Regions from separate parts of the Homo sapiens genome. Here regions 2 and 3 are each linked to region 1. A link is a loop called in an ENCODE intact Hi-C map of the cell type or tissue named here. Cell type or tissue: IMR-90. All regions are shown on one strand. Links, peaks and the distances in the headings refer to the core of each region. The heading gives the core; the rest is flanking DNA.

Region 1 (10,933 bases), core at 2,691-7,690:
ACTTTTAAGTGTGTGGTGGTTGGGGTTGGGGGTGGGCAGTGAAGGAACCTAGCTGCTGCCTTTGCTGTTACAGCTCTGACATTTATTACTGCTCTCTGATTTGCTTTATGCCAGTGATGTGATTTTGTTTTTGAATGTATTACATCTTTCTTTGGTTTTAGCTTAAACTCTGTGAAGCAAAGAGAAGGCGAGCAGGGGCAGCAAAGTATTGCAAACAAACAAAATCAGCTTTCTTGTTGTTAAAAAAGATAGCCAACAGCTTCTTCAGAAGGGTCTTTTTTTTTTTTTTAATTTAAGCTCTCTTTATTGATTTTTGCTTTTCTTGCAGATTGGGTGCATAAGGATGAAACCCAGTCTTTCGTTTACTTTTCTCTTTCATAGTTTCATTGAAATTTTTATTAGAGTTCCTCTAATGATTGATCCTCAGAAAGCAAATCATTTTGGCACTAATGAACTAGATGGCAGATCTATACATAATATAGCAAATGTCTTTCCCGAGTTCCACACAAAATTTTTCTTTCCTTTTGTTATTATTACCTTAATCTTGTATAATTATAGTACAACAATCATCTTACTATTGGTGACAGTATACATAGACACATATAGTTATTTTTAGATATAATCCTCTTTCACACCTTAAAAATTTCCTTTTGTAAGGGAGATGTTGATGCTATTCTCATTCCTGAGAGACATTCTCATACCCTTTTCTAAAATCTTACTCAGATACTGGCTAATGTGTTGTGTGAAGATCATAATGTTACCTGTTTCACACTTTGTTTTTTTTTAATAGAATGATTGATAATCTTTTGCAAACTGCTCCATATGTCTAGTTTTCTCATATTGTGAAAGTACAGATCACATTGCCTTCATTTGATTTTATGAGTTTATATTTCCTCTTTCCCAAACAGATGTTTTACTACAGCTGCTATTTGTTTAGTAAATTGGTTCACACGCCATAGTACTATTTTCATATAACACTGCAAATCTGACCAACAATATTAATGCAAAAAAAAGAAGAAAATGGAAAACTCCTTTAGTAAGTTCTAACTTAAGCTCTGTTTCTTGGTTACGTTTACTGGCCTAGTTCTGCACTGTGTGTTTCTTTACAGTCACAGCCTCATTGTACACACATATTCATACCTCCCACTCATATAAGCATCTCCCCCTCCCTCCTTCCATCCACCTGTCCATCTGGTAATGAGCCAAAGAAGCCCTAAAGCTAGGCAGAGGGCTAGAGTTTCAATATATTTCAAAGATAATTCATCCTACACAAAAATGTTACAGTGTATTTGGTGAAAAATGATGATATACTTTGTGGTTTTAAGTTAAAAAGGTCAAGAATGCATGTTTAGATCAAGGAACAACAGGCAAATATTTTAGATGGTACAGGCCAAGGAAAAGAATGTATGCAGGGTGGTTAGGGCGTGAATGCTAGGTATTAGCAACAGATTATTGGATCAAGAAAGTGACCCAATCCCATTCTAATGTCATAGGATGCACTTTTATGGAAAGGTCACTGTTTTTTAGAGATGAGGTTGATGATCCATTTATGAAAGCTCTCTTAAGCCTATATGCCCCTTATTAAGCTATTGTCTCTCAGCTCTAAACCTGCTCTTCTTTGTGATATGGGGGGCTGGGATTCAGGACACTAGGAGAGAGAAAGAATTGTATCCTTGTGTCTGTTTCCTATTAACTTGTTCCTGACAGTGCCACTCTATTAAAGACCCATTGCCCTGACATTGACAGTTGGCACAGTTTCTAGCTTTCTGTGACACTCTCAGATGAAGCCCCATTGTGCACTTGGGAAAGCCGAGCACTGGCCACTGGCTTTGACTCCTCTGATACCAGTCTCAGTCCAACAGGCCCTCTTCACTGAGCTTCTAGATTCTGATGTGCCGAACACTTCCTTTTATTCCCACAATTTCCAGAGGCAGTAGTTGCTTCCTGTAGTTACAATCCCTGTTCAGTTTTTGCTCCTGTAATTCTCCAACACCCTTTGGACCAAAGTTTTCATATTGAATTCTCCCTGTTGAAGTGCCTACTGTGGTTTCCGATTCACTGTCTGGACTCTAACACAGGTGGAACCGCAGTTTCCTAATTTTATGTACACTCTTTCTTTTAATGTCACGCCCTCATTTCCTCACAGGATGCTAGAATGTGTGACTAGGGTGTGATGGCATAAGTTAAACAATTTTTCTTTCCTTTTTTTTTTTTTTTTTGTTTTTTTGTTTTTTTTGATTCAGAGTCTCTGTCGCCCAGGCTGGAGTGTAATGGCACCATCTAGGTTCTCTGCAACCTCCGCCTCCTGGGTTCAAGTGATTCTCATGTCTCATCTCATCCCGCCGAGTAGCTGGGATTACAAGTATGCACCAACATGCCTGGCTAATTTTGTATTTTTAGTAGAGACGTGGTTTCCCCATGTTGGCCAGGCTGGTCTTGAACTCCTGGCCTCAAGTGATCCACCTGCCTCGGCCTCCCAAAGTCCTGGGATTATAGGCGTGAGCCACGGTGCCCGGCTGATTTTTCTGTCTTCTTTAATGGGAATCTCCAAGTTTTATAGAATGGCTTGAAAATTACTGAGGTCAGTGAATAACTGTCTTTGGTTTTTTATCTTTTGCTTATGTCTCCGACTTAAACTGATCTGCAATGAAAGCTCTTTTGTAGAATATTCACAGGGTCTTTAGCATTCAATAGTGTCTTTTTTTCTGGTGAGGATTAAGTACAAATCTTTCCACATCTAGCTAAGTCAAACCAGATAAGGCAGATAGGTAAAGTTATAACAAATATTTGCATGCTACTTCAATGAAAGTTAGGGTCAGTTCACAGATTGTATCAGTCTTTTGGAGAATGGATGCCTGAGATAATTTTGAAAAATTTTGTGTAGAACATGGGCTTTGAGTTATATTTTAAAATAAGGAGTTTATTGTTAAAAAAATAAGAGGGAATGCTAATGAAAATGAAATATTTTTAAGCTACATAGATTAATTTCATTCAAAAATGTCATTTCAGCATCTTTAATCATTAAAATGGGATTTTTTGTAATATCAAATATAAAATCAAGAAAATTAATGTGGTATTCTGATCAGTGTAGATAGCAACTAAATTCAGTAATTCAAGTAAAAAGATAATGCTTTAAGATCTCTATTATTAGATTTTGCTATCTATAGCAATTGAATTAAAAGAGTCTCTCCATCTATATAGATGGGGCTATATAGATGTAGTTTAACACTAAGTTATAATACAGCTGAAAAACTGTTTTGTCTTAGTTTTCTTCATGTAGACAATGAAAACAATGTCAGATTATTGATCAAGTATTAATTTAAAGACTAAATTAATTTATAGCCAATTTGCATTTATTTTCTGAACATTGAGCTTGTGGAAAATCATTTCAGTGTTCGGTTAAACTGTGAAGATGTTGCTTGGCTAGGCAATTCATTGTATCATTATTTTGAAAACATAGTTCATAGTAATATATAGTGTATGTCAGGGAAATTCTTGTGAAATTTTAGAATAATCCTTGCAGATCTTCTCTCCGCTGCACAATCACCAATCCACTTGGGAACATTTAACTCAGAATAGATAATCCGGGGAGCTTGGTGTTAAAATGGCCAAAGTGTTCCAGGTCAGGCTGGGGATTAAACTGACACAATAGTTCATGGAAAAATTCTATTAGCACCTGTTACAGTTGGCCCTAGTTCTGATTTTCTTATCTCAGTCTTATTGTTTGAAAAATGTAAAGAAACAGATTATACTTGGTATTGATGAATCTTTGCCTTCACAAACAACATTTTATTTTTCGCATTATGTTTTGTATCAAAAGCTTGTTACATGTATGTACCTAGAACAGTCACAAAGTCTTTCAGGCTCATGACAAGTGAGGGTGTGTGACCCTTTAGCCTCTTCTAGTAAATGTAATGGAAGAGGAACCATGTACAACATAGTTACTCCTCAGTGATTCTACAAAATCCCTGAAAATTTTGAAAGCTGCCTTTACTACGGCACTTTCTTTGCTAATGGGGATAATACCCCTAACTGTGTGTGATATAACAACTATATTTAAAATTGAGGAATTTAAGTAGAACACAGAAAGGCTAGGATTTACTCAGACATTCCATACATTTTTATCCAATGCTTATTTCCTAGCTGTGTGATCTTGGGCAAGTCATTCAACCATTTTAAGCCTTCACTTTGTTGTTGTTAATTAAGAGGATTTTAATAACGCTCCCAAAGGCCCTATCGGTTGTAGGGCTTTGAATGGATTTCAGTGTTTAAAGATAAGTAGGGTACTTTTTAAAAATTCCAGAATGTTACAAAGTATATTATAGAAAGCCTGGCAGATAACCAATAATAATTAAGGAGCTATAAACATAATACTCTTTTTTGAACTTGATGCAAGCCCCTTCATCTATGCCTTTATTTCTCTTTCTAAATCTTAAGTAACATCTGCCTCCTGTTGTGATTAATGAAATAATATTCCAACTTGTGGGCAAGAGGGGAGTGGGTCCAACAGCTCTTGCAAGGGACCTGGGAAATACGCCACTGAAAAGAACGCAACTTGTACGAAATAGGTAAATCCCAAAGCCACCACATTTCTGCCCTGATTAAGGGCACCCCCTTGCTTATTCACTTTGAAGTCTTCTTCCTCTGTCATAACCAAGACAACTCGCGACAAGGAATCCTCTTCAGGAAATGTGTTAAGTCTTATCCGCACTTGTGTCTCTGATGCGCTCCCTCCAGCTTTCTTTTCTAGGATGCTTGGAGCCCCCCTCCTTCGCGGCGTTGGAGCGGGCTTTGGTTTCTGTTTGAAGCCCGGCGTCGGCTCCGGACGCGCGCAGCGCCCTCCGCGGTGGCTCCCAGGAAGTCCCTGGGAGTCTGCGGAGGGAGCCCCTGGGAGGCCCAGGGGTGGGCGCGGTCCGACGGCCGGGTGTCCTTCACGGGGCGTCCTTTCCACCCAGCTGTCCATGGAGCGAGCAGAGCCCCTGGCCGAGCGCCCGCCCGGGAGCCCGGGGCAGCCTGCGGGTGGCAGTGGGCAGGAGCCCGCGTTCCAAGCCGGCCTTGCTCCCCAACCCGCTGCTGCCGCCCGCGCTGCCGGGCTTCCTAGGCCTCCGCGAGGGCCTCAGCAACCCACGGGAGCCCAATCCAGGCAGAGAACCGGGGAGGAACGCCGAAGCAGCTCTTTCTCCCTCATAATTTGAGATGCTATTTTATCATCAACAGTCTGTGTTCAGACAGGAAAGATTGGGCTGAATAAATGTGTCCGGGAAACAGGATGCAGCCTGCGTCCAACCAGAGCGCGGCGGTTGTGTCCTGTGACCCGCTGTGAGGCTGATCATTCTGCATTGTTTACTCTTGTGCGTACATTTCAAAACACGGAATTACATCCGGAAATCTGGGTGAAAACGACATGGTCCCTAATTGTAAAGTTTTTTCACAGGACTTCAGATAAATGCAGTCATCTGTATACCTCAAGAGTGGATTTATTTATTTGGGATTTTTTTTTAAGACTTTATTTTTAAAATAACTAATGGGTACTAGGCTTAATACCTGGGTGATGAAATAACCTGCACAGCAAACCCACATGACACAATTTTACCCATGGAACAAGCTGCACATGTACCCCTGAACTTAAAAGTTAAAAAACAAAACAAAACAAAAACCCAGCACTTTTAGGCTGACAGCAAAATTGAGCAAAAAGTACAGAGTTAATATCCCCTGACCCGCCCCCCTTCATCCATACCCTCCCTCATTATCAACATTTCCCAGTAGACTGGTACATTTGTTAACAATCGATGAATCCGCATGGATACGTCATTATTACCCAAAGAAGTCCATAGTTTATGTGGGGGTTCACTCTTGGTGTTATACATTCTGTGGGTTTTGACAAATGTATAATGACACGTATCTACCATTATAGTATTACATAGAATGGTTTCAGTGTCCTAAAAATCCTCTCTGCTCTGCCTAGTCACCCTTCCCTTCCCCAACCCCCGGCCAAAATGGATTTAAAAGAAAAATAACGTATCAGACCAGAAGTTTCTCCCTAATTAGTTGCTTGTTTTCCTCATGGACTGCTTCCGGCTCCTAGAGAAGACATCATAGCATGAAGCATTCTTGCACGGTTTAGGTTTTGTTAACAGGGGCTATTAGTGTGTGTGACTTCTTAATCCCCCTTCTGCTGAGGGGCATCTCCAGCCCAGTTTTAATTAACAGGGAAATGCTCATATTATTTTGGTACACTGATTATAGGCGAAGCCTAAGTGGAAGTCACTTTGGTGTCCCAAGGGATTTCCGTGTTAAAAATGCATAGGGTACCTTTTTCTTCTCTTTCTTTTTTTTTTTTTCCTGTTAATTCTCCTCCTCCATGAACTCCAGATAAGCAGCAGGCCCGAGCCAGATTTCATTACTATCACGCACTCTTCATGGTCATCTTTTAATATTTGAAAGGATCATTTGTTAACTGGAAATGGTCAATTTTTTTTTCTTTGGCTTTTGAAATATAATTTTCAATTTTTAATTTGATTCATTTAGATGAAATCATTAATCAGGGTTGAAACTGAGTTAATTTTCTGGAAAATAAATGAGGTTGTTAGAGTGAACATTATTAAGTGGGCTCTTTGTAAGAAAGGGATAATAGCTGAAAATATGGAATACTTGGAGAACTGTAGCACTTGGGTAAAAATCGAAAGGATTTTTTTTCCTTGTTAAGTGGAATAATTCATTTTCAAAATTAGATCAGAGGATTTTTAGCATTAAGCATAATAAACACCCCATTAATTATATTAGAAATTGTAAATAGCAAAGCTTCAAGAAATTGTAAGGAAAGTACACTGTGTAAAGTTCTTCTTGTTGTGAGATGTTAGGACATATACTTTCTGATGTGGTTTTACTTTTTCTTTTGAAATGACTTGTGAACCAGTACTAGCTTTGGTATATTTCATCTCTTGTGTCTCTGGTTAAATTTTCAAGATCTTTAATTGTGGGTTGATTATAAAATAAATCAGAAAAAATTTATTGGAACCCCCTATGAATATCTAAACCTCTAATATTTTTCATTTTCTGACACTTTGCAATCTGATTTGCAACCAATCTCCTTCAGATAATCTTCTTTTTTAACTACATGTACCATACCCATAACTTCACCTAAGTTCCCAGATCCCTCTTGCACTCAAGCATTCAATTTATAACATATTATTTTAAATATTGATTATTTAATATTTCTTTCTATAGGTATGTTTTCTTCCTTACCTAGATTTCAAAAGCTTTGAGTGTCAGAATTGTGTCTTTGTATACCATATGCTCTTCTCTGCACACAGTAGGCATTAAATTAATTCTTTTTGACTGACTGACTCAGTGAATTATGGGAAACTGATGAGGTATACAAATAGCTTAGAAGCAAACCCAGATCCCAGACCATATCAAGCCTCTTTTTTTTTTCCAGCCAAACCTGGATCAAGTTTTAGCCATTAAAGAAGAAAGCATATTTCACTGACTTGCTGTGAGAGCACAGCATGACTTTAAGTGATTAGGATGGTGAGCAAAATACCCTTCCCAAGAAAACAAAGAAAGCTGAGATTTGGCCAGACATCCAGCCACCTCAATTCACCATTTAAGTAAGATGCAGGTCACTGGAGAATTCCCTGCTCATTGTTGCTTCTAATTGTTGCCTCCATTTTTTCATTTCTTACAGTCTCACAAGGTGGGTTGTTCCATATGAACAATTTCTTTCAGCGATTTTTGTTGAATATTCTATATAGAGAAGTTCCCATTAATGCAGTTCAAGAGATTTTTATTGGCACTCCCACAAATGCCACATCTATTTGCAGATACATGTAGCAGCCACAGTCCACTCAGCCACCAGAGGTTCCAAGCTAAACCTGCTTAGAGCTTAAATTTAGCTGGCAGGATGAATTGCACCATAGATTCAACCTGTCTATGTGTTTCTCTACAGTTTTTCTATTCACAGTTCTATATTTCCTATAAAACAATATAAATGGAGGATTAAATTGAACTATTGGTCTTTAGAAGTCAACATGTATCTCAAAGATGCCCTTCCATTCCTTGATCTTGGTAAGTTAATATGTATGAAGTATTCAGGGCAGTGAATGTTCCACAATATACATTTAATAAATGTAAATTATTGTTATTATTATTCACTGAAACAATAAAGAAGGGAAAAGCCTATATGGGTTGATAGGTATACTGTGGAATATTGTATGTGAATGTGGATGTACATATGTGTCACCCTTCACACTGTAGGTTGAATGAAGGTCTTTCTAAAATACGAGTATGATCAAGTCACTCATTTTCTGTCCCCTTCATTTATCCACACTACGTCACTCCTTAAATCCATCAGTGGCTCTAGAAGTATTATAAGCTGAAATCTCCATTTCATTGAGTGATTTCTCAGGATCTACAGGACCAAGTCCCTTCATACATTTCACATTTTGTAGTATCTCAGTTATCAGTAATCCACATTTCCAAATCAGCACTGTCAAATAGAACTTTCTGCAGTTATGGGAGTGTTCCATGATTCCACTGTCTAATATGATAGTCACTGACAACATGTGACTGGGAAGCATTTGAAATACAGCTAGGGTACCTGAGTAGCAGCATTTGAAATTTTATTTTATTTTAATTAAGTTACATAACACATGTTAGAAAACACAGTTCCAAATCCTGCTTTTTCCTGCTTTTCTGCCACAGCTGTTCTCTGTGACTGAAATATCCTTCCATCTTCTTCATGCACAGACACCTTCGCAACTCAACACAGTGATGCCCAAGTTCCTTCTTTGACCTCTCCAGAAAGAGTTCAGTTTTCTTTCTTATACTCCTTCTAGGGTCTAGCCCATGCTTTTATTAAAATGCAAGCATTATACGGCTGTAATTATTTTCCTGTGTACCGGCCTGACTGTGACAGTGAGCCCTGGAAAGAATGCTCTGGTATTGTCTCATGCCTAGCACAGTGCCTGGTGCGTAATAAGCACATTGTACACATTTGAATAAATGGAATTGGGTGACTATAATGAGGCCAACAGGTAAAGCCAATTTCTCTTAGCTGTAATAGACAATTAAATGTGGGTAAATGTGGGTTCTGTTTATTACTATTATTGTTATTATTATTATTGGATAGGGAAATTTTAAACATTTAAAAAGGATAACAGAAACTCCTGTAGTTGGTCAGCAGCTCTTACCTGTATCACAAACATGGTAGATCTCCAAAGGGCCAAAAAAACCCAATATATATTTTTAATTAATTAACCTGCCCCCTCTGGTATTTACAATACATTTAACACTAGGAATTGTATAGCCTTAGTACTCAGGATGCCATGGCCAGATCAGATTTGGCCCAAGTCATATTGTAGACAGATGCAAACATATGCCACTGATTGCAAAAAAATTAAATTTAGTTACTGTTTGGACGAGGAAGCCTAAGCTGGGATTCACTTATTTCGAAATTGACTGCATTGTAATGGTTTAGCCATCTGTCCCACATGTGAAACGTTCAGCTCACATATACTTGGAGCATTGATATTGGCTAGTGGTGTTGGCCAAAGTGAATGCAAATGTTTAATGTTCACAAACAGAAATTGGTTTAGAGATAGCTGGTCTGTTCTCCTCCCACTCTCCCTCCCTGCACTCCCAAGCCTTCAGGCATTGTAAAATAAAAGTGAAGCTAGCGGAGGAGTATAATGGCTCCGCTTTAACTTCCTTATTCCACGGGAGGCTCCCTAGGTCAGTTTCAATCCCTTTCAAACATCCTCCTCTGACTTTGAAGAGAGAGCACTGCCCCCTCCATCTCTGAAGCTGGGCAGTGGCCCTTTTTGTTTTCACGCACTGAAAATGAAGTGTTCACATGAGCTCATTTACAGAGAGTGGAGTTGGCAGTCTTATCAGGAGAGGAGAAAGAAGCCCTGAAGATGAAAAGCTCTCGCAGTGACAGAAGTCTTTATTACTTTGGGCAGTAAGGGAATGCGGTGTACACAGGGTAAAGTGACGGCTACCTAGAGCATTTAGGGAAAACTAGAGCAGTGATCGTGTTTTATGTTGTTCCTCATTCGACTTTCTCAGTGAGCCAGTTGACCCCAGGGATGGGGCTTGTTCAAGTTGGAAGCAACGTAAGAAACCCATGTTCTTCTCCAGAGTAAATGAATTTGCTGCAGTCCCTGACTGCTGTTTGAATTGGCTTTGGGGCAGCATGCATCAAAATCATGCATATGAAACATGGCAATAAACCCTTGTCTTTTCTTCTACACTGCTAAAAACACCCAACTTGTTGCTGAGTTTTATTCTTAAAGTCCTATAGTTTTTCTACCAAAATTATGTGGAAAAAAAATGCTATTGATGCTGTGTTTTCATAATCCAGCATTGTAGAAAATAAAATTGGCAGTTGATCCCAGGGTCTTTGAGGGAGTTTAAGCATAAATTCAGCATTCTAAAGAATCAGAAGTTGAGAGGAAACAGCCAAGAATACCCTTAGCTTTTTCACTGAGTTGTGCTTGAATAGACAGCTAATTAGGCTTCCTCAAAATTTATTTGTCTCTAGAAATAGAGAAAAGGTGCTAAAAGCATAATAGAAATGAAATGTGCTGCACCCTTTCCGAGAAATTGACATTTTATGCATTTGACATTTGATACTAGCAGTTTATTTTTTGAATTATTTGATATTTAATTGTTTAAAATAATTTAACCAGGTTCTTTTTGTGCATGTTTCTCAATGCATTTCCAGAATATATTTTATCAAGTGGAAAAATAAATAAATTCAATCATAATTGATTATGCAAGAATATAGCAGCTGTGCCATGTTGGAGTTTCCTACTTCTATATGTATCATGCCCTGTCATTTTTGAGCTAACCTGAGTTCTTAACATGATGAGCACTGAGTGCCATGAGCACTAGATAATTTTAAACATAAGTAAGCCTTCCCAGGTAATAA
Region 2 (10,933 bases), core at 3,525-8,524, 140 kb before region 1:
AATAACAGCACTTGATTTAAGTGAGTTTGAAAAAGTTGGCTGGCCTGACAACATCCTTCCAGATTCTGTCACTTTATAAACACAGGGATGACTTATATTCCCCACAAAAAAATCAGAATTTGTGTATTGGCAAAATGTTCATGAACTTACTTGTGTAACTTGAGCAAACACAAGAGAAATAAGAGGTTTCTGTGTGTTCAGATACAGCAAGTTGCAGAAGAAATTTGAAAAATCTGCATTAAGGTGGACAACAGCCTGTATAAATAGTTCTATTAATATTTAGACTCTTGGCTTGGTACTGATAGTAAAAGGGAGAGAGAGAGAGGGAGAGAAAGCAAGGCCACATTTTAAATTATTTGGAATTTCTGGCAAAGTGTTTGCTTCTGCAGTTGGGAAAACATTTGACTTTCTTGTATGTTTTTCTTATTCTGCTACTACTGCATTAAAAAAATGGGGTCCCAGACAGATTAGAGTAGCTAGGCATTCTGGTGCCACAAAATGTCCATTTCCATTCCGTCTGGGTAGCATGGATTAACTAGTGTGATACTTGTAACCTGTTCTGAGCAAGTGTGGATCTAGGCTATACATTGACAAGTGAATTGAGAGTCCACTGCTTATGAGGGATTCCAGCTTTACCCTCTGCTTCCAAAGCTTCTTATTTTCTAAACTTTATTTGTAAATCAATAATTACATCCCAATATAGTCCTATCTGAATGCCCTACATTTTAAGAGTAATAACTCTATTTCAATAGTATCTTTTATTAAAGTTCATGTTACTGACATCATAGAATTAACCTTTATACAATCACCTTTCTAGTTCATTTGCAAGAAACTAAAGCAAAATGGAGTTGATAGAATAAGCAACATTATAGGCAAAATGAGGGAGGAAACCTACTGGATTTTATTAATTATATCTTAGCCTCCTGAGCACTGTTGTTTTTTGAATTATGCCACATACTGTTTTCATAGATTAATAATATTTTAAGGTTTGAATAGACTTTGTATAAATTAGTCCTTTTTTCTCACAGTAAAGTTGGTAGGCTGAGGCCTAAAATGATTGAACGTTTCGCTCAAAGTCCACAAATTGCTCACAGCAGAACCAGAATTATACCAGTAAGTATTTTGGTATTAAGTGTTTATGGATTATTTGATAAAAATCATCATAACTATTTTGGAAGGAAATGCAATCATTGTGGGCCATATACCCAGTTGCTCTACCTTCCTGTGTCTGGGATATCCAGAGAAATCAGAGAGAAGCTGTGTTGCTGGGCATAGGGGTAGGGGAGAGGGATTTCACCCAATCTATCATTATATCCTTGTGATGCTATAAAGGACCTGTGCAGAGGAACAGAGCCATATGAATGATATTGTGAGGACCTAGCACGTGAGACAAAGAGGTATATGAACACTGACATTATTCCCATCATATGGTATTGCCATAGAGTGAGGCAGAAGAATAAACACAGGGCTAAGACAGAAAGAAGCCTGGTGGGATGCGGGTAATTACTCTCAAGTTTGTCTCTGCCACTTATGGGTTGATAGAATCCCAGGCAATTTAAATGACGTCTCAGAATCCTTGTTTCATAATCAATAAAACTGGAAAACTAACATCATTTATCTCACAAATAGGTAAAATCAGATTAGGGGTGTGCAAGCATTTTTGGAAGCTTTAAAGTGAGATGTTTGTGCTAGAAATTAATAAAATAAAACAAGTCTACAAAATACAAATTCTATGAAGCCTGTTTTATGAGTTCTTTGATGAGGTTTCCTTTGCTAAGTCATACTGATAATTACTGATAATAATCTAAGGTCTTTTGAATATATTGAAGGAAAAAAATTAAGTTAAATAAGGCCGTTTTAAGGAAAATGGTTACAATTCCTTGCAAACAGGTATAGCACAAAGTAAAGCAAAATAGTGTGTGCACGTGGGTTTACATGCTTCATTTATCTGATGAACAGACAGTTTTTGGAAAAAGGGACCAGTCTTTGTTTATTTAGAATTTGACAACTCTGTAAGAGCTTTAAGTTAGGAGATGAAGATTCAGTGCACATGTTTATTATTTCATCAAACATTTACCAGTTTTATCTATTTAAACAGGTCACTAATCAGCTATAGGATCTAAATAAATGGTATGACGTTCCAAGTGATACCTTTAAAAATGAATACATCTGCCTACATTTTCAAATTTGACACCATCATTCTATCATTAGGCAAGCAAAAATACTACGAAAATTAAGAACTTTAAGCAAAGAATTCTTTTAAAAGTTAGCTTTGGTAACTTCTGTTATTTACGGTTATGTGGATGTCATACTATTTGGGATATAAAACACTATATATATTAAATTAATATTTTTCCAATGAGGGCATTTTGCCTGTAAATATGAATATTTTATTAGTTTGGTATCATTTTTCTTTTCATCAGCCTAGCTTGGGCCTCCTCTATTATACATTGCTTCCATCTAGGAAAAGCATGTGTTGTAGCAGAAAGAGTTCAGACCCTGGCAGCAGATAGTCCTGGGGTCATATTCTGGTTCTGTCACTTACTAGCCAGGTTTCCTTGGATAAGTTAATGTTTGAGCTTCATTTCCTTCTTTTTATTTCTTCATAAAATCAGAATCATTATCACCATAATATCTACTTTTTACATTATTAAGATTGTTAGATAATTGCACAATAAAAGAAGGCTGTTATTATTTTTACATTATTGAACTTTTTTGAGGTTGAGCAAAATACTGTAAGTAAAGCTCTCAGAACAAAGCTTAAGACATAGTAGGTGTTCAACAAATATTTTTCACTTCTCTTTGAAACAAACTCTACATTAAAGCCTATATTAAACCCTGTATTAAATAATAACACCACATTACATTTGTATACTTTTTTACAATTTACAGAATGAGTTTGATACATAGATAATTGCCTTCTACATGAGGACTGAAATATAAATATACATCACCATAATACAATTTAAAGATAATAGCCATTCTTTATTGAGTGTGTCTTTTACAGATGAGTAAACTGAATACAGAGAGGTTAAGTAACTTTCTCAAGGACAAACTCCTAGTAATACACAGAGCTGACATGGAAACTTACCCAACCTCCTAATCAATTGGCTAACCAGCCTGCATTGAATACACGCATTGAGAGACTGGACAAAGGGAAAGGAGGGGGCAGGGGGAACCTCAGCCTTCAACTCAAGAGGGTAAAAACTCCTATGCATAGCACAGTGTCTGCAATAGAGAAAAATGTTACTTAAGTGAATGAAAGAAGCAAAAACATATTGGGCATGGTGGCTCATGCCTGTAATCCCAGCAACTTGAGTGGCCGAGGCAGGAAGATCGCTTGAGGCCAGTAGTTGGAGATCAGCCTGGGCAACATAGCAAGACCCTGTCTTTGGGAAAAAATGATGGGAAATAAACAAACAAACAAACAAACAAACCACATAGGTGTGCATGATGGTGTGTGCCTGTTGTCCCAACTATTTAGGAGGCTGGAAGTGAGAGGATCGCTGGAGCCCAGGAGTTTGAGGCTGCAGTGTGTCATGGTTGTGCCACTGCACTCCAGCCTGGGTGACAGAGTGAGACTCGACTTAAAAACAAACAAACAAACAAACAAAAAACAAAAAAAGGATGAAAGACAAGCAAAATGTGAAAGAATATAGCAAAATCCAGGGAGTATTGTCTTTAATAGGCACACCTCTAACCGACATCCCATTATAAAAGAAAAATTGAGACCCTGGGCTGAGTTCTCTCATGGCTCAGCCAGCAATTTCTTGAGGAACTTTAGACTCTGTTTTCTACTCTATCGAAATAGTTTGCAAACTTTGGTAAATAGAGCAGAAACATACACACTTGCTAATATGGAACCAAAGTTAAACCCTGCTCAGAGAACTACAGAAAAATGTATATGCCTGCCCTCACCTGGAGAGCTAAATGAACGGGTACTTGAGAAAACCTAGTCAGACGACATCATGAAGGCTGATGTAGCTTCAATGGCAGTAAGCCAGCAATATTGCTAGAAGAACAGATGGAAGATGGGACACATTTGTAGCCAAAAAGAGACTACTCATAGGTAACACAGCATGTATTGCCAGGAATAAAGATGGTGAGATGTAGAAATAACCTCTATAAGTCCTATGTGTGTGCATTTCTTAAAATCAGGTTATTTTTAATTGTTGGACAAATTTTGAAAGTTTTTGCCTGAAATCTGTGTGTTTTTGGCATCGTTGGACGTTTGCTTTTAGGAGTGTGTACAGAGGTGTGTGTGTGTGTGTGTGTGTGTGTGCATGTCTGTGTGCACATATTCAAGTGTGTGGTACTAGACTCAGATGGGATGGAGTTGATTAAAACATCGAATGAGTTACCCTATGAATGTTGTACAGTTGATGTTTACTTCCCAAGGCAAGAATATGGGCTTGCATTTCTCCTGTGTGTAAATATTTTGTTTAGCGCCTAGTGCAGTGCTAACAACAATGTAATAAATGCTTGCCAAATATAGTATAAATAAATAAATTGATTTAGCACCCAGAAGTTTCATGCTCTTTATTTTATTGCCGTTTGTTCAGAGGCACAGAGGAAGAGACTCTAACGGACAATGTATTTCTTACTCCCTCATGGTTCCTTATCCACCCAAGACTGAACTCTATGGCTTTGTTCTCTTAAAGCACTTAACCCTTTAAAACCCTCCTAGCAAAACTTTCTGCTCATCACTTAGATAAAAAGAGGAATACAGCAGATAAATGAACAGAATCACACTCCATGTGGCACCGTGTCCAGAGGAATCACAAGTAAAATCTGGTACCTAATGGCAGTCAATATAATGATTAAGAGCAAAAGTTTCCGTAAGCAGGATTAGAATTATTTCTGCAAGTTACCTACTATGGAAGTTATAGTAAGTTACGAAGTCTCAGCTTCCTAATCAGTAAAATTAGAATGTTACTGAGATGATTGTGAGGTTCAGATGAACTAAATGATGTAAAATTTTGAGCACAGTCCTAGCACATCATAAACCTGTGATACTTAGCAGCACTGACCATCATGTCAATGACTGTGATCACAACGACAGTGACAGTGATGATGATGAGTGTTATCCATGAATGGTGATGATGATGATGACAACAGTGAAGATGATGGCAATGGTGAGAGCACTTAGTGGCTAACAGCTTGCTAGAAAAACTCTCTAAAGGAATCATGGCACAATGTGTTTTCTAATTTATGTTTCTGGGTCTAAGACTGCCTTCAAAACATGCTATTAGTTTTCAGAAAATTTAAACCAGCTCTCTAAATTAAATTACCCTGAAGAGGAATACTTTTATATTTTTTAATATAAGGGACTTTCTGAATTCTATGCCATAGACAGAACAATAATTTCACACTGAGATATTTATTCCAGGGTTCTCTCCATGATCCTAAGAGTCACCTCAAGGAGGGTGTATTGTTTTATTTCAGCTGCCTTGGCACAGTGTCCCAGCATTAACAGCAAATGAATAGCCTGTGCCTGTTTTGTAACTTTCATTCTCTACTCAATGGCTTTTCTCAGGCTTAGCAAATAAATACATTTCCATTGTATGCTATTGTTGAAAAGTCATATTGTCTTAGATTTTAAAGCACACCTTTTATACAGAGGACCTGTAGTACAGCTAGCAGCCTCATTCCATTGGTCTCTAATAATGACTATCATGGTGAGACACAGTGACTTTGACAGAAGGAGGAATTCACTCCATTAAGCAAATATACTAGAGGCTCCATACTTTGTTGGAGTTAATAATTTCATCTTTAACAACTGAAGCAAATTTGAAAGATGCTGCACCTCTCATTCAATGCTACACTCATTTTGCCTTGATCAGGGAAGGTTGAATGCTCCTATTTTGAAGTAAAATCTCCCTAAACTCTTAAGTTTGAGGGTTTTTTTAATTGTCTGGGAGAGTCCAACACCAGAGGGCGATGTGAATTCAACATTTTTACTTGTTTTCTTGTACAGTTTACTTTTGGTGTGTAAACAAAATAAGCATATTTGGTGTTCATAACGATTCATTTTCTGAAGTTGTTTTTTCAGTAACTGCAATTTTACTTACTCTGTTCCTCTCCCACTTTTGCATTTTAACAAGGAATGGAAAGATTAAGAAATCAGTCATTCATTTAGCTGTCATTTATTGAGTATCTAGTATATGCAAGGTACTGTATGAAAGGGTCGGATGGAGTTAGGACAGAAATGGATAAAGAATCATTAAAGAAATATTTACTAGTCAGTTGTTGCATACAAAGCACTCTACTGGGTACTAGTGGGAATATAAAGATGAACCAGGTAGTTCTTGTCTTCAAGGAACTTACATTCTATTGGAGAAACATGATTCCATTATTCTCTTTTATCTTAAAGGTTGCTCACTTACCACAAATTTTTCTTCCCCCAACAGTCTTTAGAGACATAGCTCAGAAAATCTGCATCTTTTGCTCCTCTCTCAAGTCAAATTGGCCATGCCCTTTTTCAAGGCTCTAACCTACTTTATAAAGACATATCACATGTATACAGAGCATTACAAATGGATGTCCTTTAAATATAAGATGGTGGGAATAGCTGAGGCAAAAATCCTGGAAATAAGAATGCATTTGGTGTGTTCAGGTTACGTGAAGGCTGTGATACCCAGGCTCTGTGAAGCAGACTTGTGGGAAACTTGCCAGGAAAGAGGGTTTGGGTCAGGTTATGAATAGACTTGAATTTTCAGGTTAAAAGAATCTTGATTTTGTTCTGTAACAGTGGAAAATGTGGGGTAAAAGTACTTGAGAATGGCATATAGAATGAATTAGAAAGAAGCAGAAAAACAGAGGGAGAGAGACCAATGAAACCACCAGTGAGGAAATTCAGGCAGTTGGAATTTAACTTTGAGAATGTAGAGATGATTTAGAGTGAGAACCAATAGGACTTAGAAGTTGACAAGTGTATTCCAAGCACCCATGTACGAAAGTGTGGTATTTTTTGACATCAAGAGGGTTGCATGAATTCATCTGTTTCATAATAGTAAGAATTCAAAGCTTAGACAGCAATTGCCCAGCTAGGCTTGCATTCATTCATTTATTCATTAAACAGCCTGTTCAATAACATCCAGTCTGTCAGGCCCTAAGCTGTGTTCTAAGCATTCTGAGATGAGACAGGGTCTCTGCCTTCAAGTAGCTTACAGTTTAATAAGAGAAGTAAAATCACATACAGATATGAAAATGCTAAAGGATGGCAGGATAAGAGATGCCTCCCGAGAGGAGGTGATCTTTCTGAGTTTCCATCTGGAAAAGAGGTATATGTGTGTGTGTGTATGTGTAGGGGGGTATTTTGGGGTGTGTGCAGGGGCGGGGGGGAGTGTTAGAAAGGGGTTGTGAGGTTGGTGTTTTAGCCTGAGGGGTCCACACATGTAGTGACACAGGATTGTGAACAGGTATAAAGAAATAATTATAATATAAATTATAAACATAAACTATATAATATAAATTACAAATATAAATTATATAATATAAATTATAAATATAAATTATATAATATAAATTATAAATATAAATTATATAATATAAATTATATAAATTATAAATATAAATATAATATAAATTACCCTGACCCCAAAGAGCTTTCAATCCTCTGTTTAGACAATGTTCTGTTTTTATATCCAATGCTATCCCATTATGTTGGACAGTCTTCCCATATGGGGACGGGGGCGTGAAAGAAGAGAGAGGGGGGACTGTGATAACTCAATGCCAGTTATATTTGAGAACCAATTTCGTATATGACTTTAAAAAATTTATCTGAGAATTAACACTTTAAATTCTGCCCAATGAAATAGTTAAATTCAGAAGGTGGAAAAATGAAAGAATGTCAATATGTATATATAATCCCATTTTGATAAATGTGACATGGTAAATTCAAAGCCACTCCAATAAATGTCAAGCTTAATACAGGGGCACCTCTGCCTGCAAATAATCTCTAGGAGTGAGGAAAACACTACAAATAAAAAAATGGAACACTTTAAGTTCTTGATAATTTTTTAGTTCCTCTGTCGGTGATATAGAAAGGTGTGTAGAAAGCATTATTTCTCCACAAGCATCTAAGGCAGGGTTACAATTTCTTTCTTTTTTTCTTTCTTTCTTCTTTTTTTTTTTAATGTTAAGCACGTTCCTTTGCAGGGCTTAGAAATCTCTCTCGTCCAAAATTGAACAAAAAAGGCCTCCCCTTGTGCTTTTTTTGTCAGGCTGATGAAGCTGTATAGAAATGTAAATGCAATATAAGAGATGGTAGTGGGAAGCTTGTGTTGTGCTCTCCTCTTCTCTGGGGCTCTCTTGTAAAATTATTCTCTGATTTTGCTGTGTGTGTGTGCACCTCTTGTGTAAGGGCATTTAATTAGCTACAAGTTACAACAAAGACTTTTGAAAGGAAAATGTGTCTGTGGTGCAGATGCCTTTATTTTCATTCTGTGAACAGCTAGGTTTTTAACTCCCTTATCAAGAGCTGCATGAACTGCCCAGACTAAATTGGGAACATCTCCACACTGTTTGACAAATAGATTTTTTGTAAACTGATTTAGCCTTTTCATTGTTTGCATTTCATTATATAGAAGACTTCATGTCACAAAATTGGTATTCATTCAAAATAGAGAATTTAGAGATAGGACTGTAGCCAGATAAAAAATATTGCACAGGTCGGGGCTATTAAGCATAGAATAATAGCAAGTCAGTGATCCAAGGGGCTGTTCTTCAGCAGCAAAGGGGCTAACATAGCCGAGGTCAGCAGTCAGACTCAGGACTGAAGATGTGTCTCTGGCCACATTTACAAGACAATCTGCAGGGAACAGAGTGAGGAATGAAGGAGTCTGGCAGGATAAACTGTAGGAAAGAGACGTCTTTGCATCTCAAATTTCATTCTCCTGAGGGGTCGGAGGTGGGAATTTTAACAGTTGAGAGGTGTCTTGGTCTGTTTTGAAACATTTGCGCATCAGAGTTTGGGTTCCATGGCACATATAGGAGAGCCATATTAGCAAAATAGATTTTGAGAAGGAGTTAGCAGTGAGCTGGGTTTTCATTTCTTCTAAATCTTTTAGCTTAGACCAGTGGGTCTCAAACTCGAACATGCATCAGAATCACCTGGAGGACTTGATAAAGCACAGATTGCTGAATCCTATCCCCAGGGTTTCTCTGGGGTGGCAGGGCCGAGAATTTACACTAACAGTTCCTGGATAATACTGATATTTTCCTTTGAGAACTACTGGTATAAACTCTACATACCAGTCATCAGACGATCAAATGATTTGCATTTTTAGAGCACCTATCAGTTAAACCCACTGAGCAATGAGCATTGGCAGCTCTTCACTGTTAACCTCAAATAGAAAGTCCAAAAGATCACAGAAGATAGTTTATGTGTAGGAGTTGTCTTTGTTTTGTTTTTATTTAAAAAATAGCTTATGTAGAACTATGTTTATATCACATCTTATTCTGCCTGTTTCCCACAGCTGGGGAACTTTTTTTTTTTTTTCACTTTAATGAATCTTTGGAGATACCTTTTATGCACTTGTCTCTCAGTGTCGGGATTATTTATAAAGATAAACAGGATGCAGTTTTACTCTCAAGAGGCTTACAGTCATGGGAGAATCAGATAAATACGAAGAAAACATTAATAGCATTTGGTTAGTTGAGATGATAGAGGGATGCTGAGGTCTCTATTCTACTGGGAGCCTCCCCTGACCTCCGCTCCAAGGTAAACTAAGTATTAAGGATAAGTAGGGGCTGGTTGCAGTGGGACATACCTGTAATCCCAGTGCTTTGAGAGGCTAAGGTGGTAGATCACTTCAGGCCAGAAGTTTGAAGCTGCAGAAAGCTATGATTGCACCACTGCACTCCAGTTTGGGTGACAGGCCTGGGTGACAGAGTGAGACCCTGTCTCATAAGTAAATAAATAACAAATAAAATTTTTAAAAAGGATAAGTAAGATTTTGCTAGGCAGAGAGAAGTGAAACATTAGCATGTATTCAGGAATCTGCCAGTGTTTTGAGAGTCCTAGAATTTTTTTTGTTTATAAGTGCACGCTGCTTCATCTTTCTCAGCTCTGGCATTTATTTTACTGTCTCACCATTTCATACTTTTCCCCTACTTAATCCACTTTTTCCCCTTACTACATTCTGTTTGACTGTTATTTTCTGTTAAATAAATAATCTGCATTCATTGTAAAATTATCTAAACAATACATAAGAATATAAGGAAGAAAATGAAAAGCAACTAAATTTTATTGCCTTATGATACCACAGATTTTGTTTAACCATTTCACATCTGTTTTTACTCTGAAGCATAGTATTTAGAATAGATTTTTACATTATACTCAGCTCTTCATTGATAAGCATTTTATGGTTCACTTTTTTCTCCTTAGTTGCTTGGCAGTATAGGACTTATTTTAGTAAAGTTTCATAAACTGATGGATCCCTGGAAATTTGGTTTCTCAGCATTGTGTCACTACAAAAGCTGGAGTCCACAGATGGTCTTCACTTTACCCTAAGCCCCTTCCTCAGCAGTTAACTTCACCTTTTTCCTTCTTTTTAATGTTGGCTGCAGTTTGAAACCCCAGTAGATCTTATCCCAAAAATACCACTGTATGGACCCCACCCTCAGAGATTTTCACTGGGTGAGACCCAGGCAGCTGTACTTTTAAAAAGTCTCCAGGTGATTCCAAAGTGGAACCAGATTATCTCATCCTATGATCACTGTTGAGCTTTGGGGTATTAGCATGACCAAAAAAAAAAAAAAAAAAAAAGTGATGTCTCATCTGCAGAACTAGTGAAGGTCTGGAAGTCACTTGCATTTAGTGATTGGCATCTAACACAAGCCACTGATAGTTTTTGTGGGCTGTATGTAAGGACGAATATTTTCTTATACTTGCATCATTCACAGTGAGCTTGGATTTATGTTATCTTAT
Region 3 (10,933 bases), core at 3,705-8,704, 70 kb after region 1:
GCTCATGATAAATGGAAGCACTAGCATGGTGACTGGAATTTAGTACTCAGTGAATTTTACAAATTTTAATAGTAATAATAATTGTCATCATCATCATTCTTACCAAAAAATGAAGAAAGAAAAGTAAATTGGGCCCTGACAATGAAGGATTCTGTGGACCTCACAGAGAGAAACCATCACAACAAGGAAGAGGTGACCCCTGATTAATACAGATCTAGAAGAAAAGAGACTTGAGTCAGGGAAATCATAAGTTGGGAGGCTATTGACTTAGTTCAGGTGGAAGATAATGAGGAACTGAGCTAGACAGTGGGACTAGAAATTAGTTTTGGAAATGAGATATTTCATAGGAAAAATTAGACATAGAAGTCAAAACATAGCTAACTCCCAAATTTCAACTCTGTGTTGTTCAGTATTTAAAAATGATCTAAGTCTGGGAGGAAAATGAGTTCAATTTTAGACATTTTGATATGAGTTGCCAATGAGACATTTTGATGGGAATGACCTGTAAAAAACCAGAAATATAAAGGCTTGCTCTTTGGGGAGAAGGGGGTACTGGTGATATAGTTTTGTTACATCCATAGATATGTATGGATGGGCAGGTAGAGGAAGAAGAGAAGAAGTGAACACAGAATTATTTAAAGTATTACATTAAAAGGATTGGCATAAAAGAAGAAAGACCAGGAGAAAGATGTCTTATCAGTGCAAAAGGAGGAAAGAGCTTCAGGAAGTAAGAGAGGGGTCAGTCTGGACAAAATAGTCCAGAGAGATCAAATCGGATCTGAACAGGCCATGGGATGGGGCAATTAGGTCATTGGTGATTACAGTATGATAGAGCTGAGATGCAATCCAGACTTTAGTGGAATGGAGATGAATTTAGTGCAAAAGTGCATGTACACCATTTTGTCAGGAATTTTCGTGGTGAAGGGATGCAGTGAACAGAGAGGGAAAAAGACAGATAAACAGATAGGCAGACAGACAGAGACAGAGAGCTAGCTATTGGGGAAAAGCCAGTATGGAAGTAAGATTTTATCAGAATAGAGGGATGAAGGAATGGAACTTGAGGAGAAGGAGAGATTATAAGTATAAGAAATGGAGAGGGGCCAAGTAGAAAATTGGTGGATCAAAATCTTCAAGGTGGCCAGAGCAGATGGATTGAGAACATAGGAAAGGCCTTCCTTAGGAAGAAAGAGCAGTCTCTTTAACTTACAGACAAGTGAGAAGGTGTTAAGAATTAGTCCTGCTACAGACAAGAAGGGAAGTAGGTCAAGGGTATTTATATCTGATGTCCTTCATTTATCTAAAATATGGGAGGTGAGATCATGTTTGCAGGATAAAATACACTCAGCCTTGATTCGGGCAGGAAGACTGTCCATTCATGCAGGAAAGGCTTGTTTTGGATTCATGTTTTCCCTGCCCATATTGAGGAACATCAAAGATGTTCAGTGGAAGGTTTAGTCTGGAGCATACCATAGACCAGAGAGAGCATCATCCAGTCTAGCAACCTTATTTGGCAGATGAGGAAATTGAGCAATTCAGTGACTGCCTGAAGTTTACACAGCTAGTTAGTAGCTGAGATTGCACTGAAGTCAGCTTCTCTCACTCTTAATCCATACTTTCAGTGAACAGTCTCAAGCTGTGCTTTCTGGAGACTTGATGTCACTTCAACCAATATTACATTCTTTTGCCTATGAACACCCTTGCCTCTTACATACACCCATACACCCTAACTCTCTGTCAGTCATCAACCCCACACTCAGCCTCCATGCATCCTGCTGCTTTTCTTGCCTTCTCTGCATGGTCCATCATTTCAGTTTGCAGGCTGACTTGGATTGACCCACTGATGGGCTTTTCCTTTGGGATAAGCCACATTGCAGACAAGCTATCTGGTCGCATTCGTGAAACGAGCCAACATGAGGCTGATGCCGTCAAAAGGACCGAGGGCATCAGCTCCATGATGTTGCCACAACCTAAAGGCAGAGTTGAGCTAGATGTTCCCTGGAGTGTACCCCTACGGTTGTCAAACGAACCTCCTAGATGACCTTTTTACATTTATGTGTAAAACAACTTATGGAAATGCTTAATTCACCAAAAGAGATATGTCAGAAATACGTTAAGCAGAATAGTTGCATCAGTTATTCGGCTACATGAACTCCTACATTCCAAAATGAGTCAATACATGTGAACTACAAACGTTTTAGTTATGTATAAATACAATGTTATTTTCCCTGCCTACATTTCAGCATGAATTTTTGTTGTTCTTGAATTATTGTTTTAAAGATATTAATATCCATGAAAGAGATACTCATGAGCTATAATCGAATTTGTCTCAGAGTACTTATTTTGGATTGCTGTGTTAGTGCTATGTGCCAGGAATAACATCTCATATATCTAGCTTTCTCTTTCACTACTGAAATAGACATTAGGATATCTGAGTAGTCTCTGCCCTTTAAATAATGCACTAAATACAATGCTCATGGACACCCTTTCCTTCTCTCATTTGATTTCGAGATACGGAGAATAAATGAGATGTTCACTGGGGTTTTGCTGTCTTTTATAAAATCCACCCCATTCTGGAGTGAATGAGCGAGAAGCACAGGAGGTGGCCTTCGTGGGAGCAACTACCTTTCCCAAGTGTCTCATCCTCTCTCCTCTGTCATCCCCAGGCAATGTGCCTGCATTTGTGTGTGTAGATTTATAGTTTATCTTTATCTATGGCTTCATCTGTAGGTAGCTATTATAGCTGCCTCGCCTGGATATTGTTTGGGCCTGATAGATCTGTCTGTAGTTCATCAAAGAGGAGCCTAGTGCCTAAAAGCCATTGGGTCCAGCTGAGGATGAATTACGAGCCATCAGCCTTGATAATGGCTGTAAAATTTCATAATTACATGGCCTTTATTACATTGCATAATGATCCTGAAGCAGTATGGAACAATTAATTAAGATTTTCAACCGTGGCTCTTTCAGAAATTAAAAGGTGCTAGTAGCTGAAAAATGGGATCTGTCTTGTCCTAAAAGCATTAGGGATGCTTAGGAAATACTTTCCAATTGCACTTTTATTTTTTGTTAAGAGGAACATCCGCTAGTTAGGGAACATGCGTTAGTATACCCTGCCTATTATCGAGTTTTTATTTCAACTTCAAAACTGATACTTTAAAAAGAATGGGAGTAAAAGAGGCAGCTAAGGATCTCTAGAACTCCCCAACTTCCCTTTTCTTTTCTTTGAAAAATTCTATTCTGCCTCCTGCTGTAGCCATTTATCACATTTATGGTTGTTCATCTCTACACATTAAATAAATGCAGGCTCTGAGATAGGGGGTCAGTTAACTGCCTACTATAGTATACTGACCAAGGAGTTTTTCTTATACACTCTCTCATATCTTGAGGCATTAAAATTCTTTCAAGATCTCTACAGTTTTGACAGGCATCCCCAAAGGAAGACTTTACCGTTTTCATTTATTATCCTGCGAATGCAGCATGTCACATCTAATATATACCTTTTATTTTTTTTTCATCTCATCTTCACACCCCATAAAGAATAATTAAATTTGGTGAGGGCCTGTAAGTGCCACTAGGAATTTGCTACATTTAAATAATAACAGAAACTAAAGTATTTAGTATTTATACACATGGATGTGCATTTACACATACAAATTATAACCCATCCTGGACTTTATTTTCTATCAAGGAAATTATAATTGAGCTAGTCAGGTGCAATAAAATGCTAAAGAAAAGATAGTGAAAACAAGTCCAATATTTTTATTATAATTATTCTAAGCTGTATCCCGAGCTTTCATCCATGTACTCGGTAAGAAATAGATATGCTTCCAGGAAACATCATCAATGGTATTGTCAATTTAAATGAGAGAATATGAAAAAAGAAAACCCCCAACCTCGTTGTGATTTACACATAACTTCTGGATATTTGTTCCCGTCAAGTATTATTGTTTTTAAATTGACAATCATCATATAATGTTTTACGGATCTAAATATTTCATGGGAGACTAAAACTTCCCTTGGGCCTCCCCAATAATAAACTTTCAGCAGAAAATTTGGAAAGGATTATGTGCTTCAAGGAGGAGCTGGTGCTCAGAGTAAATTCTCTTGTTGAGGCATTTAGTCCCTTAATAGGAATTTTCTGATCTGCTGTCATTCTTACTCACACACCGAGTGTCACTGCCTGTAAAACACTTGTCATTCTTTAATGGAAACAAAATAGTCATTGCGGCCAGAGCCGCAATGTCATTCCACTACCCCTTGCTGCGTCGGCAATAGTGAAAATGACAGAGCAGCTCTCAGTAGGGGTAATTAAAATGTAAATATTGATATTTTATTATTTGAAATTACTTTCCAGTGCGGCATTTAATATCCCTCCATCTGTGCAGCTCTGTTTAGCGGTCACTTTAGTGCAGCTCTGGGATACCAAGCAGCGGCTTGATCCCCGTTATGTCAAAATGCTTGTTGCTGCTTAATTTTGATATCTAATTAAGTGGAAAAGTACAGTCCACACTGTAATCCATGGCATCTTAACCAGCTGCTTGGGTATATTTAGAATTAATCTCCACTATGGCATCATCCTAATGTATGCAATTAAGAGTCTGCCGATGGCTAATTAGGTGTATTAGAATCAGGCAGCTTTTTTTTTTTTTCCTCCATTTCTTCTCCCCCTTTCATTTTGGACTGTTGTAGACAGAAGAGTCTCTGCCTCCAGAGGTAATGTTCATGCTACTCAAATCTAGTTAGGAAACAGGACAACTTCCAAATATGGTAACCCTTGTATTTTCCTTCACGTATTTCCTTGAATCAACCTGATATAAAAACTTCTAGGATTTCCTGGGTTTTTTTTGCAGGGTTTCAGTGACATGAAAGGAAATGGTCACAGCCTAGGAGAGAGGTGGGATACAAAGGTAAATGCACTCTCCAGCAGATCAAAGCGGGAAGGTTAGAGGGACTGCTGTGGGTGCTCTTGTTTATTTGGGGAGGAGAAGAATTATGGCTTTTAACTGCAGCTACATTTGCCTTCTCCATTCTACTTTGAATGGAGGATCTTCACAGAAAGAATTATTATAAGAGGCACAGGTTTGGTTTGTGTATCATATATCCATAGTAAATATATACCACCGGCAGCCTTTTACCACTGATAATGATTCTGCATTCATATGGTTGAGGAATTCCGAGAGCTGTGTTGTTTGATGTTTTTGTTTTGGTTTCATTTTAACTTGGCTAGTCATCCAAACTGGGGATAGTGTAGAGAGGAAGAAGGGAGGGCTGAGAGGAATCGAAGGGGTTGCCTCTATTGTCAATGAGAAGATAACTGGTCGCCTCCCCAGTGGAACGTATGCCAAGCCATAATGACTTAGCTCTGCTTGAGCCAGCAAACACGAGCCGTGAACTTGGGAGTAAATATTCACAAACAGATCTTCATTAGCCGCAGAGAAAAACAGTGTGGGAGCCTGACTTTAAACCGAACTCTCAGAGCTAGAAATTCAGAGAAGCTGCTTTTCCATGCTGTCCAGAACACAAATTATGCCTAGGTCTTTAAGCATCAGTAGTAAGGATTTCTAATATTATTTGAGTGTGGAGTTTCAGGGTCAGCATGCTATAATTTCATATCTGTGACAAGCATCTCATGGATAACATATTTCTTCTACGTTCTTTCATGAATACATATGGCACTTTGTTTTTAATGGCCTATGCTGTAAATCCTTTAACTTCCATTTATGCAGAAGACCTCCTGTTTTGTTTTGTTTTTTCTGCCTCTCCTCCTCCTAGGGCATATGTTAAAGACACTGAGTTATAGTTTCTATTTTAGGAAAATTGAGAAAAGCACACCTGAAGGATTTTCATTTTTTTTTCTGCTTTACTTGTAACTAGTAATAGTAAGACAAGAAGAGATAACAGCGTTAACTCCACAAACACCAAGTCTATAATAATTAGTGCTTTTATTGGAATTTGTATTTCTATATCAAGGGACCAATTAGGTAACTCTGAAAGGATTTGAAGTTATGTTTTTAAAGGCAGTACAGAAATTATAAGCAATTTTTCTTTTAGGGATCCAAGATAGAATTGATTCTTGGTCATTTCAGTGAAAGTACACAAGATAATCACAACTCCCTTTTGTACGTGGCAGCTTAAATACAATTTTCAAATTTTTAGGTTAACCCATATGAAATGACCCAGGTTCTCACAATGCCTGTCATTCTGTGCTTAATGTGCGTGTAGGTGAGGCCTTCACAAACGGGAAAACAGTTACACAAAGATCTTTTTGACAAGATACCCTGAGCCTTAAAGCCAGCAACTCTACCTTCATTAATGCAAGCAGTATTAGGAAAAACTTTGAACTTTCACCTTACTTGAATAGGCAGTGTTTAATCCAAAATCAGACTGGGGTCCAGTGAGCACTTCTCTTTTCCTTCTAGTTTTGTCTCTTGTACTACATCAGTGAAGATAGATAGATAGATAGATAGATAGATAGACCTTAATATATCTATCTATATTTTAATGTTAATTCACTACAGCTTATTTCAATTTATTCAGTGTGTGGAATGTGCTTTTTAAAAGGTTCTTACAATATTAGACTCTAATGTTGGATTACAAATAACAGAAATGAAGCAACCATGGCAGTTACTATTCTTTCCCCCACCCCCTTTTTTTTTTTTTTTTTTTTTTTTGATGGAGTCTCGCTCTGCCACCCAGGCTGGAGTGCAGTTGTGCAATCTTAGCTCACTGCAACATTTGCCTCCTGTGTTCAAGCGATTTTCCTGCCTCAGCCTCCTGAGTAGCTGGGAATACATACCCATGCCACTATGCCCAGCTAATTTTTATATATTTAGTAGAGATGGGGTTTCACCATGTAGGCCAGGCTGGTCTCGAGCTCCTGACCTCAAGTGATCCACTCACCTGGGCCTCCCAAAGTGCTGGGATTACAGGCATGAGCCACCGCACCTGGCAAGCTAAGTCACTAATTATAAATTTCTTTTAATTGTGGGATATTCCCAAGAAAAGCAGTTCATTTCACCTTTAAAAATATTATTATTAAACTTCACGTGTGGGAAAATGAAAATTCATAAAAATTCATTTTATACTTTAAATATATTTTTGAGTTAGAAATAGTGAAAATCAAATCTTAAAAAGTAGAAAGGAAGGCAGAAGTGCCAATAATTTGTTGTTTGAAAAAAGTTAACCAAAAATTACAGCTGGGATTGCCTCTTCGACAGCTTTAAAGAGTTTTAGAGGCATGCCTATCTCTTTTTGAAGCCCGACAAATGACATTTTCTAGTAATAACATATTGGTTAGTTTATTAAAACTTTGCATGACTTAAAAAGCATATTTTTGATCCTAAAATGTATATTCACAAAATTCATCTGCTTGTGTTTCTCCTCATATCTCTATTTTCAATGAAAAATTATAATCTTTAACAGAATAATTTTCTCATGAATCCAAACTCTCAGCCAGCCATAAATGGAAAAACAAAGTTCATATCAAAATAATGTGATCCTGGTTCTGACCTATTAAAAAATGTTTTTGGTTCCTGCTTCATTTCCTCAAAGTCCCACCTGATTTCTTTTAGATTTAAATAGATTCTGCTTGACTTGCCCAGATTATTTGCATAGAGCTATCTATAGTTATGCAGGTTCCCACAGCAGGTAGAACTGGTTCCTGTTTGAAATTATTATGTAAGAATGGATACACAAACTAGTCTGATAAACCTGAAACATGTCTAAGTGGCATTTAAATTACATTAACACCTGTGTGTAAAGACACAGTGAAAGGACATAACAGACAAGAACCCTCCTTGCTGTTTGTAACTGTCTAATCTGCTGCTTTATCATAGGAAGGGCCCTTACTCCCTTGGTGCTGCAATGACTGTAGTGTTGCAAGTACTTCTGACAAGTGAGTGTTTACCTAGTGAGGACCCATTGTTCTAAACTGGACTGAGAAGGGGACGCCTTATGTATGCATTTTTATTGCCTTGTCTCCTCCTTGCTGTTTTTGATTCAGAGTGAAGCAGCCCATAATGATAAAATGCCAGGATTTCTCAATCTTCTTGCAAGTTTTTTAGTGTGGAAAATGTTCTCATGAGAAGCTCCTTCTTACACTTGACAAAAATTAGGTTGGGATTGCCTAAAAATTTACGTTAAAAAAGTAGACATATTATATTTTATTCCTGCAAGTAGAAAGAAGCAATGAGCATTGTTTTCATCCATGACTTCACTAGGTTAGTATTTCAGAGGCTTAAAATGCAAGCTACAGAACATAAATGTATACATATTGTCAAAATAATTGTACAACTAGGATAGGTAGATAAATTAATGACAGTACTTATAAATAACAAAAAAGTAATTGTGACATTATCATGAAGTCTGTTGTGAATGGTTACTTATAAATATAAGAGAAGCAGCTAGTCCATATGACTGAAACATCAACTTTACTTCTAAATTGAAGAGAACTGGCTGAGGTTAATAAATTTAGGCAGGACTTTATCAGAGTCTAAGTGGCTCCAAATAAAAATCCTATATACTTTATAGGCACTTATAAGAAAAGAGCATTATACGAAATCAGTGCCTTAATAAACATTCATTGAATTAATGAAAAAGCATTAGGCACCCCTTTTTGTTATATGTTGATGTATTTTCTGTGGGTGAGGGATCTGGTTCCTGCAATGGTCTTTTCATTCCTAACGTCGCATCTTTTTGAAAGCCAGTCAATGAGCTGTTGAGGAATTCTCTATTCATTCATTTAGCACATATTTACTGAGCGCCAGCTATGTGACAGGCACTGTTTGAGGAGCTGGAGACATAGCAGGAAACAAATCAGAGATCTCCACCCTGAAGAGTTTATCTAGAACACAGCAAACCACTGTCCAGAGGATACAGATACATCTATCAAGCAGCAGATCTTCACATCCACTCCCTTACTTCAGGGGTCACTTACACTCAGCTCTGTGTCTCCTGCTTATGTCTTCATCTTCATCTTCACATTTATATTTTACAAGTGCCCTTAGATGCTACCCAGTGACAACGATCATGGCAATGAGAATGGAAAGAAGTGTGTGTATTTGAGAATGATTTCACATGTATAAAAGAGAAAACTTGGTGAGAGATCAGTGAAGGGCCAAGAGTAAGGTGGCAGGTGGATGGCGGTGCTTAGGGAAATAGTGGAGCTGTAGGTTTTGACATTAGGATTAGGAAAATGAGCTCACTTAACATGTTAGGACATCCATGGAGGAATTACTAGAGGAAGATTTTTTAGGAAATATGGCAGGAAAAGGGAAAAGGAACAAACAATGAAAGAAATTCTGTGTTCTACCAGAGAGTTTCAGTTTTATCATGTAGGAGATATGGAAACAAAGAAAGCATTTTGATGAGGGAATGGCATAGGTTTCATATTTTAAAGATTGCTTGACTAGCCCTGGGTAGGATGGAAGAAAGAAATACAAGATATAAAAGGATTTTGGTAAGGATGCTGTTAAAATTTACCCCAAAAGGATGATGAAGGCCTAACCAAAACTGGAATGGAGGGGAGGAGAGAAAGTGATGGATATGGATACATTTAGGAGAATGTGTACAACCAAGCACTAAACTCTCCTTTTCTGCATAGACATGTACTTGGATCCATCCTTGCAATACTTTTCTTTTTTGGTTGTTATGGTCTTATCCACTTTTACTGTGCTATAAAATCTTAGATGACAAGGATTATGTCTTATTCATTTTGCATATTCCAATGGTACTGAACATAGTGCTTCACTTGTAATAGATACTCTAAATACTAGTTGATTTGAACTTTGTCACAGTAGAACCATTGGAAGCCTAATAATTTAAGGCTGAAATAAACCTTCAGGAATACTTTTTCTACCTTCTAGTTTTACAGATGAGAAAGCAGAAACCAGCAAAGTTGAGTCATTCCTCAGTGTTTCACAGTTCTTTGGTGGCAGAGATGGCACCCAATTCTAGGTCTATTTACTCCCAGTCCATGGATTTTGTCTGAGGTGCTCACCGTTACCCAGACAGCCTTGTGCTTCATGATTAGCTCGGTTTGTTATTCTGAATTAGAAACTGTTGGAACTGGAAGATTCCTCAGAAGTGTGTAGTCCACAGTTTGCAATTGACAGATAAGAAGGTCACCTGTGGGTCTGTATTAGTTTGCTAAAGCTGCTAAAACAAAGTACCAAAGACTGGGTGACATAAACCACAGAAATATATTGGCTCACAGCTCTGGAAGTTGGAAGCCCAAGAGCAGGTGGCAGGAGGTTTGGGTTCCTTCTGCGGGCTCTGCAGGCTAGTCTGGTCCATGCTTCTCTCCTGTCTCTCCTGGCTTCTGGTGGCCTCAAGCATCCCTTGGCTTGTAGGTAGTATTCTCCCTGTGTCCTGACATCATCTTTCCTCTGCACACGTCCATCTCTGTGTCCAAATATCCCCTTTTTATGAAGATACAGTCATATTACATTAGGGCCCACTTTAATGACCTCATCTTAATGTGATCATCTACAAAGACCCTATTTCCAAATAAGGTCATGTTCCCAGGTCCTGGAGGTTAGGACTCTAACATCTTTTGGGTGGGATGGCACAAGTCAGATCATCACAGGGGCTAAGTTAATACCATTGGTTGTAGTCAGATCTCTAGACCTCAAAGTTATAGTTCCCCTCACTATCCTCTCCCCTCAGACATCACTTCCTGACTATAAACCTTTATCTTACGGGCATTTATTGCTAAATGTTTTCCACAGACTCTTTAAAGGCTTGTGGAGATATCTGTCAGCTTTCTCCAAGGTTCAAGATAGAGCCTGTATGTGTTTATTTTGGAGGCTTGAATTTTAAATTATTAGACCAAATTTGATGGGGACCCCTTGGGAATTTCCTGAAGAGGATAGTGTTTAGATATCTGGTTCCAAAGTGGGACTGGTTTTCTATGGACCACTGGTCAGTTCCCTGAAGC

Evidence for each region. Peaks named below come from ENCODE experiments on the same cell type or tissue, not always from the same donor. Only the 100,000 strongest peaks of a DNase experiment are listed, where the experiment ranks them.
Region 2: it touches region 1 in a loop (5-fold over the local background); 3 of 110 quality-filtered maps call a loop at or near these places.
Region 3: it touches region 1 in a loop (4-fold over the local background); 2 of 110 quality-filtered maps call a loop at or near these places.

Annotation. Positions count from the first base shown.
Region 1 is chr1:216,595,232-216,606,164 of GRCh38, reverse strand. All of the region lies in intron 3 of ESRRG (estrogen related receptor gamma), which reads left to right. Among named protein-coding and RNA genes, the nearest start is that of ESRRG, 120 kb to the left of the region's middle. RefSeq lists enhancers at 4,666-4,765, 5,146-5,245, 5,091-5,659, 7,201-7,928 and a silencer at 4,866-5,045. In IMR-90, for the core only: a CTCF peak has its summit at 4,834; DNase peaks (open chromatin) are centred at 4,824 and 5,294; H3K4me3 peaks cover 1,140 bases; H3K27ac peaks cover 1,040 bases.
Region 2 is chr1:216,737,834-216,748,766 of GRCh38, reverse strand. LOC124904512 (a long non-coding RNA gene) reads left to right here. Exons shown (of 2, transcript XR_007066880.1): 2 at 4,256-4,524. It also overlaps a transcript of ESRRG not described here. Among named protein-coding and RNA genes, the nearest start is that of ESRRG, 20 kb to the right of the region's middle. RefSeq lists an enhancer at 7,974-8,541. In IMR-90, for the core only: a CTCF peak has its summit at 5,927 (motif pointing right); no DNase peak of the experiment used is centred there.
Region 3 is chr1:216,525,845-216,536,777 of GRCh38, reverse strand. All of the region lies in intron 5 of ESRRG (estrogen related receptor gamma), which reads left to right. Among named protein-coding and RNA genes, the nearest start is that of USH2A, 110 kb to the right of the region's middle. In IMR-90, for the core only: no CTCF peak of the experiment used is centred there; no DNase peak of the experiment used is centred there; H3K4me3 peaks cover 761 bases; H3K27ac peaks cover 766 bases.